Regions from separate parts of the Homo sapiens genome. Here region 2 is linked to region 1. The links are chromatin loops, found by intact Hi-C in ENCODE. Cell type or tissue: K562. All regions are shown on one strand. Each heading gives the region's core, and the rest is flanking DNA. Links, peaks and the distances in the headings are about the cores only. Region 1 has its middle 24 kb from the start of CSF2. Region 2 has its middle 7.6 kb from the start of P4HA2-AS1.

Region 1 (2,928 bases), core at 227-2,726:
AGCTGGAAAGAAGGATTTGACCTCAACTGAGACAAGAAGACTATATGTGGGGCAGGCATGAAGGGGAAGATTAGGAGTTCACTTTAGCACACATAAAATGGGATAATTATACTTCACAGGCTGTAGTGAGGGTTAAATATGATAATATATGAAAGGTCTTAGTACTAGCAAGCTCTTAGTAAATGTCACTTTCCCTTTTTCTTTCTCAAAGAGGTGGTGAAGCATGAACAGCTGGGGTCCCCAAACCAATTTGACTAATTGCCTTTCTGTAGAAGTAATGTGCCAATCAGATGCCAAGACAGCCTCCTCCCTGTGGTTTTCTCACTCTTCAGGAAACTTTCACTGTTGCTAACAGGGTCTTTAGATTTGTCAAAGGTTTCTCGGTGATGTTGACACACTGATGTGATGATGAGTTTCTGCATCGGGGCACTGTGGCGCCCAGACAGCCTCCATCTATGTGCTCACCGTTTCCATATCAGTCACTCTGCTGGTGTCACATGAGCAAGAGGCATGATCTCTTCAGCAGAACAGTTTGGTTCTACAGACACACACCGACATCCATATCACTCCTTGTCCCCCCACCCCCAGGTTGTTATGGGACTGTTGAAAAATTACTTACCTGTGAGGTAGGTACTATTATTCCCATTTTATAGATGAAGAACAAAGGTTCAGAGAGGCTTGTTATATGAATTAAGTGAATGAGTATATGCAAAAATGCTTAGTACCACTGTGCCTAGAACTTAGTAAATGCTTGAGAAAGGTTAACCATTGTTAATAAATGTTAATCATTGTCAGTAGTTCAAGAAAGGAAGGATTTTCTCCAAAACTACACTTTTGTTATAAAAGACAGTAGGCTGACTTAACATTAGGTCACAACTTTATCTTAGCTATTTGAATCATTTGATTCTGAATAATATTGTTGGCATGTGGCACATTACAATTTTTAAATGAACAAAACAAAAAAGGTTATAGTCTGTATAGTAGAAGCATTTTCATACAGGGAATAATTGGATATACTTGACTTTATGGATGAGAAAATCCAGGTACCTGGAAGGATGCTACCCAAGGGCCATCTTTGGATATGGGATGCTCTTTACTTGTTTGAATTTTTAACAGTAAACTTAAATCATTCTTAGGACAATAGGCTAGTTTGTAAAGATGTCTCTGAAATGTCCGGTAAGATTTGTGTGGTACCTGTGTGATTAACTGTTTTCAGTGGTTACATTGCTTTATCTGAGGGGCCACCTGACTGTGCTGACACCATGATGGACAGCCCAAGTCAGGGTGCATGAGATAGTGAGGCCTAGCAAAACAGATTCCTTAGAAGTGCCCAAACTTCCCTCTTCAGCTGAGGTTGGTGACTGCTCAGACCCAGAGCCGTGCACATGCTTAGTCATTTGATCACTGTCTGAGAAAGCCTTCTCTCTGGGTAGAAACGTAAGAACAACTTGAGGTTTGTAGTATCCCTCTCAAGCTTGTCCAATCCACGGCCTGTGGGCCACATGCGGCCCAGGACAGCTTTGAATGTGGCCCAACACAAATTCATAAACTTTCTTAAAATATTATGAGACTTTTTTCTTTTAAGCTCATCAGCTATCATTAGTGTATTTTATGTGTGGCCCAAGACAATTCTTCTTCCATTGGGGCCTGGGGAAGCCAAAAGATTGGACACCCCTGCTCTATACACTGGTTGGTGGTGAGTGAGGGCTCAGGTAAACATGAGACATCTTTGACAGCTTCAGGATAACAAAATCTCTAGGTCCAGAAGTTCTACTTGCAGGCCTCCTGTAGAACTGGCATATATGAGAACAGGAATCTCATCTTTATTCTGTTTAAATCCTGGAGATTTGATTCATGGCACCTGCCAGTGTGGACATTTGCATGTGAATCTCAGATACACTGGCTTCATTAGCCTGTAAAACAGTTCAAGAGACAGGCCAAGTTCCCAAATGGTCTCTCAAGAAAGCTATAAAATTGTGCAGAAGCAAAACATTTGAGTACCTGCCTTTCAGCCATGATGTTTTCTATATTGGAAGCCTAGTATCATCCTGATTCAACATTTTCCTGGGCTCATTCTTAGAGTCCAGGGCAGCCCAGTTTGAAAATGGCATAATTCTCATACTCTCTGACCATTGGGGTCCCACTACCGGGTACCAAACTGTGAGGGGGTATATTACTGGATGTGTCACAGACATCCACCCTGCCCCACACCACTGAGATTTGCTGATTGGAGTGACTTTAATGGATAATTTCTGCCCCAACACTGAATGCTCACACAAGGCCCTTGACTCTTCCCTGGTATTCCCATTTATGCTTCAATTGTCCTTGCTTCCATTTCTGCCCCCTTCACCTTGGCATCCCCAGCCCTCTGCTTTGATATCTTTGTGGCTTGGATGCTGAGTGGAGAGGAGAGCTCTCTTTGGTGGTGAGCAGGAGATGACTAGTGGACCTCTGATGACAATTGACTCTCTCTCCTCCTGGCAGCCGCCTTCCCTCGGCTCTACCACTACCACTGTTCAAACATTGCTCTCTGCTCTCCCCATGGCCAGGAGCTCAAAAGCTGCTACAGACCAGGAGGATTCCAGCTTGGACACCTTATGACCAATGAGCTACAACTTCAGTGGGCATCATCTGGGCATCAGCTTGGATTATGACCAGGTCAAGGTGCTGAGTGCCAGGCAGTCAACAAGCAACTGCTGTGGCGTCCACCTGTCAAAGTTCTGTCAGTTCAAGATGCAAGAGCACCAGGTTGAAGGGCACTTGCTGCATGTCAAGTTCAGTTCTTTTTATGATTAGAGTCAGAGTTCCCTGCAAGTGAGAACAGAGCCCAGCTAGACCTGGCCCCAGGGCTCCCTTGCTGTCTGTTCCCTCTTCCTTCTGGATACTTCTGGCCCTGTCCCAGGGCATTTGACAGGGGCCTCCAAGTAC
Region 2 (2,928 bases), core at 129-2,628, 79 kb before region 1:
GCAGGAAACACTTCCTCCCCATTTTGTACTTTGGTGTGTAATGAAATAGCCAAGCAACACTTTTCTCTTTTTCTGAACTTGCTGAGGAAAAAGGAAAAAAGGGATCCAAATCTATCTGTCTTGGAGCAAAGATGACAGAATTGCAGGCAGTGACATGATCAAATGTGCTGAGGACAGGAGCAAACCACGCACACCCTGGAGTATCCCTGTAAGGCATAAATACCAGCTTCCTATTCCCTTTTGGAGTATGTCCTTTTGGTTTTCCTGGGAGGTTGCATTCCCCAATTTGTAGATTGTTTCTCCCTCTGAAAATAGTTTTTTTTCCCTTTTCTTCCTCTGTGCATCTCATGGTCTTTTGTTAACATTTCAAAGAGAGTTTCTGATTAACTGTGGGTTGCATGTTTCACAGTCCAAATAGCCTTAGCCTGGTCAGAGACCAGGGCCTGCTTCAGATAATTTACGAAGTTGTTGCTATTAAGAGTGTAACCTGGCTGGGTGCAGTAGCTCACGCCTGTAATCCTAGTACTTTGGGAGGCCGAGGTGGGTGGATCACTTGAGGCCAGGAGTTTGAGACCAACCTGACCAACATGGTGAAATCCCGTCTCTACTAAAAATACAAAAAAATTAGCCAGGCGTGGTGGCACACTTCTGTGATTCCAGTGACTTGAGAGGCTGAGGCAGGAGAATTGCTTGAACCTAGGAGTTGGAGGTTGCAGTGAGCCAAGGTTGCGCTACTGCACTCCAGCCTGGGCGACAGAGTGAGACTCTCTTGGGGGAAAAAAAAAGAGTGTAATCTGCTCCCCTCCAGCTGGACGGGAATACAGATAAGGTTTTGAGGCCTGGTGCCTTGTAGGAGCCCTGAGTGATCAGGCAGTCGTAGAAGTGCATGAGGTGCCAGGGGTTTCCTTCCAGCAGAACTTGCCTTCTTTATTTGTTGGGCCAGTGACTTCTCAGTTCCAGAGTTATTGCCTTGATGGTCCATGAGTGCTGTTTTGAGATTGACCCCCACTCTCTCTTGAATGAAATATATTTCATCTCTTTTCTTCTTGTATTGATATGTTAATATTTATTTTTTAATAAAGGTGAGATCTAAGGAGACATTATCCACTTTGTTTAAACCCTTCTCTTGGCTGCCATGATCCAACTATCTTCTGGTTTTTCTTCTATCTCTGCCTACAACTTCTCAATACCGTAGTCTCCTGTGGCCCTCCTTTCCCAATCCTCAGTTATGGCTCAGAGTTTCTTTATAGCCATTTTTTTTTTCTCTGAAGGCTCATGACTTCCAAATACTTGATATTCCAAATACTTGATATCAGTATATTGATATTGATAACTCTTGAGTCTTTAATTCTAGCTTTTATTACTTTCCAACTTCCAGCTCCAGCTCTACTTAGATGGCCCGCAAGTTCTTCCATTTTAATAGATCCCTAACCAGGTTCATTATACTTCCCTTAAATGGTTCCTATTTCTGTTTTACTTATCTTTGCAAATGGCAAAAATGACTGATCATTCTCCTAGCCTCAGCTAGGAGGCGATTCTCTCTTCTTTCTTCACTGTTCTTGATAACTATTCATGTGAACTTCCTTTTTCACTTTGCTTGGTATTTTTCCCCCACTGTTCCAGGAAATTGGTAACTCGTTTCTATTTTGCTCTTAATCTTTAGAGCAACCTTAGAGTTTAGGTATATAGTTCCCATTTTACTCATGAGAAAACAGGCTTACTTTTAAAATTATTAATTACACAAAGAAAATGTACATGCATGTTACCTCTAAGCAAATTTAGGCAAAACAGAAATAGAATAAAATATTACAGTGCCCCCTCCCTCCCATTACTCTCCTATGTCTTTAGCAGTGGTTCTCAGCTGGGGAGATTTTGTCCCCTAGGGCAGTGGTCCCCAGACATTTTGGCACCAGGGACAGTTTCATGGAAGACAATTTTTCCATGGACGGGGGTTGGTGGGGGATGCTTTCAGAATGAAACTGTTCCACCTTAGATCATCAGGCATTACACTCTCATAAGGAGCATGCAACCTACATCCCTCGCATGTGCATGCATAGTTCACAGTGGAGTTTGCGCTGCTATGAGAAGTTAATGTTGCAGCTGATCTGACAGGAGGCAGAGTTCAGGCAGTAATGCTCACTCGCCTGCTGCTCACCTGCTGTGCAGCCCGGTTGCTAACAGGCCACTGACCGGTACTGATTTGCAGCCTGGGCATTGGGGACCTCTTCCCTAGGAGATATTTGACAAGGTCTGGAGACAATTTTGATTGCCTTGACTTAGGGGATACTACTGGAATAAAACTACCTATTGGGCACTAAAATATATATATATAAATATATATAATATATAAAAATATATATAAATATATATGTAATATATAAAAATATATAAAAATATATATAATATATAAATATATATAAATATATATAATATATAAAAATATATATAAATATATATAATATATAAAAATATATATAAATATATAAAATATATAAAAATATATAAAAATATATATAAATATATAATATATAAAAATATATATAAAAATATATATAATATATATAAATATATATAATATATAAAAATATATAAATATATAATATATAAATATATACAATATATAAATATACAATATATAAATATATAAATATATAATATATAATATATATTATATATAATATATATATTATATATTATATATATTATATATTATATATAATATATAATATATATTATATATAATATATAATTTATATTTTTAAATATATATTTTAAATATGTTTAATATATATTATATATTTTAAATATATATAATATATATTAATATATATTTTAAATATATAATATATATTATTTAATATATAATATATATTTATTATATTAAATTATATTAAATATATATTAATTATATTAATATATATTTAATAT

The links. A loop is a pair of places that touch in the nucleus more often than their neighbours do. Peaks named below come from ENCODE experiments on the same cell type or tissue, not always from the same donor. Only the 100,000 strongest peaks of a DNase experiment are listed, where the experiment ranks them.
Region 2: a loop joins it to region 1, with 4 times the contacts of the local background. A loop is called at or near these places in 5 of 110 quality-filtered maps.

The regions. Positions count from the first base shown.
Region 1 is chr5:132,096,733-132,099,660 of GRCh38, reverse strand. No RefSeq gene overlaps it. Among named protein-coding and RNA genes, the nearest start is that of CSF2, 24 kb to the right of the region's middle. RefSeq lists an enhancer at 1,191-1,485. In K562, for the core only: no CTCF peak of the experiment used is centred there; a DNase peak (open chromatin) is centred at 1,300.
Region 2 is chr5:132,175,796-132,178,723 of GRCh38, reverse strand. No RefSeq gene overlaps it. Among named protein-coding and RNA genes, the nearest start is that of P4HA2-AS1, 7.6 kb to the left of the region's middle. RefSeq lists enhancers at 1,430-1,489, 2,150-2,229. In K562, for the core only: a CTCF peak has its summit at 1,521; DNase peaks (open chromatin) are centred at 843 and 1,533; H3K4me3 peaks cover 466 bases.